2 separate regions of the Homo sapiens genome follow, and region 2 is linked to region 1. Evidence: read pairs that join two places in POLR2A ChIA-PET (ENCODE). Cell type or tissue: IMR-90. All regions are shown on one strand. Each heading gives the region's core, and the rest is flanking DNA. Links, peaks and the distances in the headings are about the cores only. Region 1 overlaps PLD3 (phospholipase D family member 3). Region 2 has its middle 14 kb from the start of AKT2.

Region 1 (5,372 bases), core at 232-5,231:
AAATTTGCATGGATTAGTCCATTTCATCCTCACAAGAGCCCTAAGAAGCAGGTGCTATAAATTGGCCCCATTTTACAGATAAAGAAACTGAAGCTGGAGAGAAGAGGTGGCCTGCCTGGGGTCACACAGCTGGGAGGTGGCCCCTGTCTTGAGGCTGGGCTGTTAATTACTCCACTCTTCCCTTTCTTTGTGTGACTGGGTCAGGACAGCTTGTGGGTGAGTGACATCTGCCAGCCTAATAATCCCTTGTAACCAAACCCGCACCCTGACATTCAGAGGCCTACAGATGACCGTGACAAACGCCCCCAGTCCAGAGAGCCACGTGACGACAGCTGCTTGCAAACACCTGTGTCCAATCTGCTGTGTGAGACACACCCCTCTGTCTCCTGGGCTGCAGGAGAAACCCCTTCATTCCCCACAGCCCCCGCTGCCTCCCACCCCCTGCCCCTGCTGCCGGCCAGGGCCAAGGTTGCAGGTACCTGCTGGGCAGAGGGCTCCTGCGTGTGGGTGTCATTGTTGGTGAGGGTCCAGTAGAAGGAGGCGATGTCCAGGCTGCTGTGCGCACCGGCGAGCAGGCCCAGCCAGGCCTGGCTGGTGGAAGGGTTCCCCGTGGAGGCATTGGGGAAGTCCAGGCCCTCAGGAATGCTTTCCACCAGCACTGCTCTGGGGGGTGGGGGATGCTATCAGCCATACGGTGCCGGAGAGCAAGGGCTGGGAGGTGAGTGCTCAGCTGTCCGTCCATGGGTGTGTTGGATAGACTGTATTTTTTTTTTTTTAGAGACAGAGTCTTGCCCTGTCCCCCAGGCTGGAAGCGCAGTGGCGCCATCTCAGCTCACTGCAGCCTCGAACCCCTGGGCTCAAGCGATCCTCCCGCCTCAACCTCTTGAGTAGCTGGGACTACAGGTGTGCACCAGTATGCCTGGTTACTTTTTTTACTTTTAGTAGAGATGGAGCCGCACTACATTGCCCAGGCTGGTCTGGAACTCCTGGGCTCAAGCAATCCTCCCGCCTCAGCCCCGCAAAGTGTTGCAATTACAGGCGTGAGCCACCAAGCCCAGCTAAACTGTATTTGAGTTTTTCTTTTCTTTTAAAAAAAATTTTTTAAAACTGTGTGTATTTGAATGCGTGCCTGGACTCATGATCCTCTGCGTGTCTGTCTAGAGGTGTGGAAGGAAGGTCGTGTATTGAGATGTGTGTGTGGGTCCACAGATGTGGGTGGAAGATGCTGTGTCTGTTCACAGGCCTGACAGAAGATGACGCTGTGGCTGCCATAGAAACTATGTGTGTGGAGGAGGAGGGGGCGGGCGAGCACTTGGGAGCCTGCAACCTCCTCACTTGTCGCAAGCGCTGGGTAGGGCTGAGTGCAGGCCCTGTTTAGTGTGTGCTTAAGTGTACCTGGTCTGGCAGGCCCCTCCCCCACCAACTGCAGCACCCCCCACTTACTCGCAAGGGTCATAGCAGGGGGCTGGGCGCTGGTTGGGCCCAAAGAGATGCAAGTCGCCGTATTCCCATAGAAACAGCTGAGTCATCAGGGCTCCGAAGCCCACAACCGCCAGAATGAGGACCAGCAGGACCCAGCGGGCTTTCTGTGGGGAGGAGGAGGTGGTCAGCCAGCCCGAGGGGGGCAGCCCAGCCTGTCTCTGAGACAGAGCGAGGGTGGCGGAGGGCTCCTACCTTTTCCGCAGCCTTCCACGCCTCAATCTCATTCATGGGCAGCTCATTGGCGGGCTCCTCTGCAGGCACCTTCAGCTGGGGATGGGGACAACAACGGGGGTGACAGGTGGCTCTTGGGAACCCCCACCCCCACTGTACCCAGTTCCACCCTGCTGAGCCCCCCAATCCACCTACCTCCTGGTACATCAGTTTAGGCTTCATCTTCCCTCAAGGCTGGGGGATACGCAGAGCCCAGGTGAGAAGGTGGGTGTGTCAGGGTCTCCAAACTGGCAGAACAAAAGTGGGCACTGTGTGGGGTGTTCTACGCTTTCCAGGGACAGACATCACAGAAGAGTGATTAGTCTTGGGGCTATTCATAATCATGGGGGCCACTGGCACACTGCCCACCACCCCAAAAAGAGGAAGCTGGTCACTGGTCAGCAGGATTTCGAAATCCCTCAAAATCCAACGCTCTGCTGCCTGCTCTTCACTCTGCAGTGCCCACCCTGCCCCCATCAGCACCCACGCAGCTCCCCTCTAGCAGCCCCCTTCTCCCTCCTCCAACCTGTAGACACCCCAAGAAAGGCAGCGCTGGATGAGGTCAGCGGAGCCCCAGGTCTTTGTGCCTGGCTTTTCTCAGCCCTGGGACAGGGGGTATATTCTAGGTGGCTCCTCCGCCCTCAGGTGCCCCCACACCACACAGCTCAGCCAGGGATCATCGGGGCCTCCCTGCCACCCCGCTGCCCATCCCCCCAGCCAGCCTCCCCCCACCTACCCCTGAGGGGCCTCGGCCTCGCTCTCAGGCGTCTGCAGCTACCTCCGGTGGGCCCCAGCTTCTGTCTGGACAGGCTGAACGAGGGTGGGAGGAGGGGGCGGGGCCTGTGGGAGCTCCGCCCACTGCAGCGGGGAGTCTGCGCAGTGCGTGCCCCAGTCCGGGCTCACCGCAGCGAGAAGCGGGGCTCGGCTCCCCAGACACGGTCGCTCCAGCCTGGCCGGGTTGGGGGGTAGTACATGGCTGGTGGATGGGCTTTGCTACATTCCACCCTAGAGTCCCCGTGTAGGGCAGGGAGGCCACAGGTAAAGAACAAAAGGAACCTCACGTCTTTTCTCATTTACAAACCTTGTGAATTTGTGTACCATGGACATGCATTACCTAGTCAAAAATAAATACATAAATGAAATTAATAAAACGCTTATAAAATGAAACGGAGAGATCATGGTTGAATAACAGAATGAAGAAAGGTAGCGATAAAGTCAACAGAAGACAGTTCACAGCATGAGATGGGAAGAAAAGGTCAGAGGAGATGGTGAATTTTCTGTTGGAGTCTATTTAGATTTTGGTATTTGATTTTTTAAAAAAAGCCAGCTGATATTTTGGTAGGGATTTAAAAAAATTTATTTTCCGATCCACCCCATCCCATATCTCCCAAGAGGGATTTAAGGCCCCGGCTGGAGAAATACACTGGAGACCCCTTTCCTCTCTCATCCCTCCTCTCCTAATTGACAGAGGGTGGCACCTCTTTTCACGGCAGGGTGGCACCTCTCTCAATGAGACAGGGACACCCTCTTCCCTCAAGCTCCCCCAAACACACATGGCAGGAAGTCAAGAGATAACTGCAGAAAAGGAGTATTACTGAGAGAAGCAACAGGGCAGAAGTGGTTGTCTTCAAGGGAGTGGGATTTTGGGGTAGGTCAAGATTGCTTTTTATTGTAAGCCTATTTTCTTTTCTTTTCTTTTCTTTTTTTAGTGCCAGAGTTCTGTTCCCTAGGCTGGAGTGCAGCAGCATGATCATAGCTCACTGCGGCCTCAACTTCCCAGGCTCAAGCAATCCTCCTGCCTCAGCCTCCCAAGCAGCTGGGACTACAGGCACGTGCCACCATGCCCAGCTGCTTTTTTTTTTTTTTTTGGAGACGCAGTCTCGCTCTGTCTCTCCCACGCTGGAGTGCAGTGGCGCCATCTCGGCTCACTGCAACCTCCACCTCCCTGGTTCGAGCAATTCGCCCACCTCAGCTTCCCGAGTAGCTGGGACTACAGGCGCCCGCCACCATGCCCGGCTAATTTTTTTTTTGTATTTTTTAGTAGAGATGGGGTTTCACCATGTTAGCCAGGATGGTCTCGATCTCCTGACCTCGTGATCCGCCCGTCTAGGCCCCCAAAAGTGCTGGGATTACAGGCATGAGCCACCGCGCCCAGCCGCAGCTAATTTTTTTTTTTTTAATTTTGTATAGACGGGGTCTTGCTTATTGCCCAGGCTGAACTCCTGGACTCAAGTGATCCTCCTACCTTGGCCTCCCAAAGTTCTGAGATTACAGGCATGAGCCACCACATCTGGCCCCTATTTTCTTTTTTCTGAGACGGAGTTTCGCTCTTTTGCCCAGGCTGGAGTGCAGTGGCACAATCTTGGTTCACTGCAACCTCCGCCTTGTGGTTTCAAGCGATTCTCCTGCCTCAGCCTCCCGAGTAGCTGGGATTACAGGCGCCTGCCACCACGACCAGCTAATTTTTGTATTTTTAGTAGAGACAGGGTTTCACCAAGTTGGCCAGGCTGGTCTCGAACTCCTGACCTCGTGATCCGCCTGCCTTGGCCTCCCAAAGTGCTGGGATTACAGGCATGAGCCACTGTGCCCAGCCTATTTTCTTTTTTAAAATTGTGAAACATAAGCTATTTTCAGAGAAGTATAGAAAATATCTCGGTGTAGGTTGAGAAATAATTATAAAGCAAACACAGGCGTCACCAGTTTCATTACCTTTTAAAAAATCAGGGGCGCGCATTACTCTTTTTTGAAAAAGAAGAAAAAGAAAACTCTCAGAGCTAGGTGCTCCCCTTACTCCAAGATCCAACCTAGATTTGTAGGGATAACTTGCAAACTCCTCCCTACCAATGTCAGATCCCAGACTGGCGAGGGTAGAACATGCTAGATCCCCTCTTTTCATGGCAGGAAGACAAATGGGGATGCCTAAAAAGGATCTAGCAGGTCGGGTGTGGTGGCTCACGCCTGTAATCCCAGCACTTTGGGAGGCCGAGGTGGGTGGATCACCTGAGGTTAGGAGTTCAAGACCAGCCTGGCCAATGTGGTGAAACCCTCTCTCTACCAAAAATGTAAAAATTAGCTGGGCGTGGTGGCGGGCGCTTGTAATCCCAGCTACTCGGGAGACTGAGGCAGGAGAATTGCTTGAACCTGGGAGGCAGAGGTTGCAGTGAGCTGAGATTGCGCCACTGCACTCCAGCCTGGGTTAAAACAGAGCGAGACTCCGTCTCAAACAAACAAACAAACAAACAAACAAACAAATCTAGCAAGAAACAGCAACAGACTAAGGTTATTTGAAACTCCAGAGGTCACTAGGAGAAGCAGAAGATAACATCAGTCTTAGAGGCGGTTGACCACAACATTGTGGGTGGAGGAGGCAGGAGGGAGTGCAGGAAATGCTTGTCTTCAATTTTCTTTGAAGGCCTTGGTGAGACATATTTTTATTGAAGAATATGGAGTTGGAACAGCAGGCAATGTGAAATTAGGGAAGCCAAGATGAAGAAAAACAAAACCGAAGGCAAGGTGGGGCATGGAGATCTGAAGTAACAGGGCTGGCAGCGTCAGGGCTGGAGAACTGGGATGGTCACTAATAAACCAAAAATAAGGAGAAAGGCCTGGCACCGTGGCTCACACCTGTAATCTCAGCACTTTGGGAGGCTGAGGTGAGAGGACTGCTTGAGCCCAGGAGT
Region 2 (5,372 bases), core at 84-5,083, 66 kb after region 1:
AATAATGATTGATTGTAAAGATTCTTTTTTTTGCTTTTTGGAGATGGAGTCTTGTTCTGTCGCCTAGGCTGGAGTGCAGTGGCACGTTCTTGGCTCACTGCAACCTCTGCCTCCCGGGTTCAAGCGATTCTCCTGCCTTAGCCTCCTGAGTAGCTGGGATTACAGGTGCCCACCACCATGCCCGGCTAATGTTTTGTATTTTTAGTAGAGATGGGGTTTCTCCATGTTGACCAGGCTGTTTTCCAACTCCTGACCTCAAGTGATCCACCTGCCTCGGCCTTCCAAAGTGCTCGGATTACAGGCATGAGCCACTGTGCCTGGCCCAGATTGGACCTTTTTTTTTAAGATTTTTTTCCTAGACAGAGTCTTGCTCTGTCACCCAGGCTGGAGTGCAGTGGAGTGATCTTGGCTCACTGCAACCTCCACCTCCCAGGTTGGAGTGATTCTCCTGCCTCAGCCTCCCAAGTAGCTGGGACTGCAGGCGTGGGCCACCATGCCCAGCAAATTTTTGTATTTTCAGTAGAGATGGGTTTCTCTATGTTGGCCAGGCAAAGCTTCTCAGGCCAGGCGCGGTGGCTCGCACCTGCAATCCCAGCACTTTGGGAGGCTGAGGCAGGTGGATCACGAGGTCAGGAGTTTGAGACCAGCCTGACCAACATGGCGAAACCTCGTCTCTACCAAAAATACAAAAATTAGCTGGGCATGGTGGTGGGTTCCTGTAATCCCAGCTACTCGGGAGGCTGAGGCAGGAAGAATCTCTTGAACCTGGGAGGCGGAGGTTGCAGTGAGCCAAGATCATGCCACTGCACTCCAGCCTGGGCGACAGAGCGAGACTCTGTCTCAAGAATAAATAAATAAATAAATAAATAAATAAATAAATAAATAAAAGCCTCTCAAGGTTATGAAGCCAGGGACTTGCCATCAAACTATGCCTATGGCACTATAATACTGTAGGTATTAAAAAAAAATTATAATCTGTCAGCTCAGTCCCATGTAATTCTTATTCTTCCTGATGTTGTTAGCAGGGTTTCTTTTTCTTTTTATTTTCTGAGACAGAGTCTCGCTCTGTTACCCAGGCTGGAGTGCCTCGGTTCAGTGTAACCTCCACCTCCCGGGCTCAAGCGATTCTCGTGCCTCAGCCTCTGGAGTAGCTGGGATTACAGGTGTGCACCACCACACTCAACTAATTTTTTTGTTTTGTTTGTATTTTTAGTAGAGATCGGGATTCTCTATGTTGGCCAGGCTGGTCTCGAGCTTCTGGCCTTAAATGAACCGCCTGCCTGGGCCTCTCAAAGTGCTAGTATTACAGGCATGAGCCACCACACCTAGTCGAGTCAGCAGTTTTCTGAGTCCAGTTTTTCCACTAGAGTTTTGGAAATTCTTACCCAGTCCAATGTTATAATCATAAGTTTATTAGGACCTTCTATTCCAGACTACTTGTCAGAGTCATTTCCATGAATCTTGAAGAAGCAATTTGGGGCAATAGCTGATTGCAAATGCTTTTAGAGAAGAACCAAAACACTATTGATGAGCAAGACAGAATGGCCATGGTTAAAAAATCTGATGAGAGTTCATTATAACCAGCAATTGACAAGGAAACCTGGTTATTTCTGTGGCATATATCATGTTAACATAGTAACAAAATTATGACTTATAACATTAGATTTCTAGGAATCTCATAATTTTTAGAACATTCATATCAGTAACATATCCAGAAATATAACTTTTTTTTTTTTGAGATGGTGTCTAGCTGTGTCGCCCAGGCTGGAATGCAGTGGTGCGATCTTGGCTCACTGCAACCTCCGCCTCCTGGGTTCAAGCAATTCTCCTGCCTCACCCTCCCAAGTAGCTGGGATTACAGGTGCCTGCCACCACACCCAGCTAATTTTTGTATTTTTAGTAGAGACGGGGTTTCATTGTGTTGGCTAGGCTGGTCTTGAACTCCTGACCTCGTGATCCACCTGCCCTGGCCTCCCAAAGTGCTGGGATTACAAGCACGAGCCATTGCACCCGGCCATATAACTTATTTAAAAAAATGTTTTTTATCACCCTCATCACCTCCTACCCTGGGTTCATAAATATAAACGTTTAGCATCATTTATTATTTGACAATGTTTCCCATTTAATTTAACATTTCAAATAAGCCTAATTAGTCTAATATCTCTCTTTTTTCAGATGGAGTTTCGCTCTGTTACCCAGGCTGGAGTGCAATGGTGCGATCTCGGCTCTCTGCAACCTCCGCCCCCTGGGTTCAAGCGATTCTCCTGCCTCAGCCTCCCGAGTAGCTGGGATTATAGGTGCCCGTCACCACGCCTGACTAATTTTTTTTGTATTTTTAGTAGAGACAGGGTTTCGCCATGTCGGCCAGGCTGGTCTTAAACTCCTGACTTCAGGTGATCCACCTGCCTCGGCCTCCCAAAGTACTGGGATTACAGACGTGAGCCACCGTGCCTGGCTAATGTCTCTCTTTTTCGAGGTGAGAAACACATCTTTTGAGCTTTCCCAGGGGCTCAACTGGCAAATTCCAAAGTTAATTCAAGGTCAAAAGACTGAATTTAGAATTTGATTTTAGGAAGTTTGTCAAAAATGTAAAAAAAGATTTAAAACACTTGATGAGTGCTTGCTTTGGCAGCACATATACTAAAGTTGGAATGATGCAGAGAAGATTAGCATGGCCCCTGTGCAAGGATAACTCACAAATTCATGAGGCCTTCCATATTTTTTGAAATTAAGAAAAGAAAAAAGGAAAAATTTGATTAATAGGATCTCAGGTAACTATTAATTTAGGTCACTAATAATTAGTCTGGTTACCAGAGTGATTATTGAATTATATAGTGATCTGGGATCCTATTTAATCAACTGTTCATTTTATAATCATTTAATATTTTATGATTTAAGTATTTAATGAGCATTTAATATTTATTAATATTCATTTCATAATCACCAGGGTAATTATTAAAAGGCTTTGAAGGCAAATAAAGTTATATAGTTGTAAAAATATATATATTAGCTCTCTTAATAGGATTTTATTTTCTTGGAAAGTAATTGAAGGCCTGATAAAAGATAACATGAAAGAGAAAATTATTTTGATAAGACATAATTTTTTAAGGCAGATTACTTAAAAGGTGAAAAAGAAAATCTTTCACTCTTTTTTATCAATACTACAAGAAAATCTTGCATTTTAAAAGATAATGCCAAATTCTAGTTTTGCATCAATGTACCCTTGATATTAGGGCTCATTTTTAAGACATAATAAATTCACTCTCATTTTTAAGACATAATAAATTCACTCAATTTTGGTCAGTTTGACCACAAAAGATTCTCTCTTTCCAACTTTTATATGCATTCAGTTTTACCTGTATCTTTTCTTCCTTCCTTTATTCTGCAACAACTTATAAACTAGACTAAGTTATTTTTCCTCAACAAAACCCCCCCACATCTTCATACCTCACTAACATCTTACTTTCCTTGTACACTTTGCATACAGAGTCACTTATAGTAGTTATATAATTATATATGAGAATTTTAAGTCTTAGCAACTCTACAGCGAAACCTAGGAAGTAAGCGATTTTGAACTGTCATGAGCTAACATTTTGTGAAGACACATAATTTCTAGAAACGTGTTTTCTCGCAGAATAGTTTTTCAGTATGAAACAGGACATGTTTACCTATGGACCCAAATATATTATTTCTTTCTATAAATTTTAAGAAGCCAAAGGTAAATAAACTTGTGTCTGTGTTCAGCAATGAATGCTTTAGTATTTTGTTTTATTTGGAAATGACCTGGATATTTAATTAATATCTGCCATCCAAGGGTGTTGTTATCAGTGAGGTTGGGAAACCGTTTTAAAGAGCTATTTATAAACCACAATTATTTTTTCTTTTTTTTTTTTTTTTTTGAGACAATGTTTCACTCTTATAGCCCAGGCTGGAGAGCAATGGCATGATCTCAGCTCACTGCAACCTCCGCCTCCTGGGTTAAAGCATAAAGCACGATTGTTGTTGAAAAGTTCATTTATCAACTTTGATCCTACTTACATTTATTTATTTCACATGTTCTTAACAATTATGCTTAGATTAGTCATGGAAGTTTCATGAGACATTAGACAAAGTCAGCTCTCCCAAGTCATTTCCCTAGTCACCATTCTTTTTTTTTTTTTTGAGACAGAGTGTCACTCTGTCACCCAAGCTGGAGTGTAGTGACTCTATCTCGGCTCACTGCAGCCTCTGCCTCTGGGTTCAAGCCATTCTTTCTCCTGCCTCAGCCTCCCGAGTAGCTGGGATTACAGGTGTGCACCACCAAACCCGGCTATTTTTTTTTTTTTTTTGAGACGGAGTCACCTCTGTCGCTCGGCCTGGAATGCAGTGGCACGATCTCAGCTCACTGCAACCTCCGCCTCTCAGGTTCAAGCGATTCTCCTGCCTCAGCCTTCTGAGTAGCTGGGAGTACAGGTGCCCGCCACCACGCCCAGCTAATTTTTTTTTTTTTTTTTTTTTTTCCGAGACGGAGTCTCGCTCTGTTGCCCAGGCTGGAGTGCAGTGGTGCAATCTCGCCTCACTACAACCTCCGCTTCCTGGGTTCAAGCAATTCTCTGCCTCAGCCTCCAGAGTAGCTGGGATTACAGATGCCCGCCACCATGCCCAGCTAATTTTTGTATTTTTAGTAAAGACAGGTTTTCACCATCTTGGCCAGGCTGATCTTGAACTCCTGACCTTGTGATCCACTCACCTCGGCCTCCCAAGGTGTTGGGATTACAGGCGTGAGCCACCACGCCCGGCTAACTTTTTTGTATTTTTAGTAGAGACTGGGTTTCACTATGTTGGCCAGGCTGGTCCTGTACTCCTGACTTCAACTAATCTGCCCACCTTGGCCTCCCAAAGTGCTGGGATTACAGGCATGAGCCACTGTGCCTGTCCCCACTATTCACCATTTTTACATCAAATGCATGTCAGGCAGCCATCATCTAAGCAAGGACCATAAGTGAAATCCATGTATAAGGTTTTTGGGTTTTGTTTTTGTTTTAATTTTTTTTGTAAGTCAGAAGACAGAGCTGATTTTCATTAAACCAACAATATTAAACTAGTTTTATTTACCAAAGATGTACCCAAGTCATGTGAACTTGAAAAGCATTTGGATTACTTCCTATATTTCTAGCAGTTTTAGGCATACAGTCATCTCCTGCATAATGATGTTTAATGAGCAATGCACCACATAGATAATGGTGGTCTCATAAGGTTATAATGGAGATGCCCTCTACAAGTGCACCACTTTTATCTTTTTTTTTTTGAGACAGGGTCTTGCTCTGTTGCCCAGGCTGGAGTACAATGGTGCGATCTCAGCTCACTGCAACCTCTGCCTCCTGGGTTCAAGC

What was found. ChIA-PET counts read pairs that join two places held together with the same protein. Peaks named below come from ENCODE experiments on the same cell type or tissue, not always from the same donor. Only the 100,000 strongest peaks of a DNase experiment are listed, where the experiment ranks them.
Region 2: POLR2A ChIA-PET joins it to region 1 with 16 read pairs; 7 of 35 experiments call an interaction of 5 or more read pairs at or near these places.

Annotation. Positions count from the first base shown.
Region 1 is chr19:40,362,987-40,368,358 of GRCh38, reverse strand. PLD3 (phospholipase D family member 3) reads right to left here. Exons shown (of 13, transcript NM_012268.4): 2 at 2,429-2,641; 3 at 1,849-1,940; 4 at 1,675-1,749; 5 at 1,444-1,586; 6 at 480-663. The coding sequence starts at 1,875. Among named protein-coding and RNA genes, the nearest start is that of MIR6796, 4.2 kb to the left of the region's middle. RefSeq lists a silencer at 248-413. In IMR-90, for the core only: no CTCF peak of the experiment used is centred there; a DNase peak (open chromatin) is centred at 2,508; H3K4me3 peaks cover 879 bases; H3K27ac peaks cover 797 bases.
Region 2 is chr19:40,296,829-40,302,200 of GRCh38, reverse strand. It overlaps a transcript of C19orf47 not described here and the pseudogene RNU6-945P. Among named protein-coding and RNA genes, the nearest start is that of AKT2, 14 kb to the right of the region's middle. In IMR-90, for the core only: no CTCF peak of the experiment used is centred there; no DNase peak of the experiment used is centred there.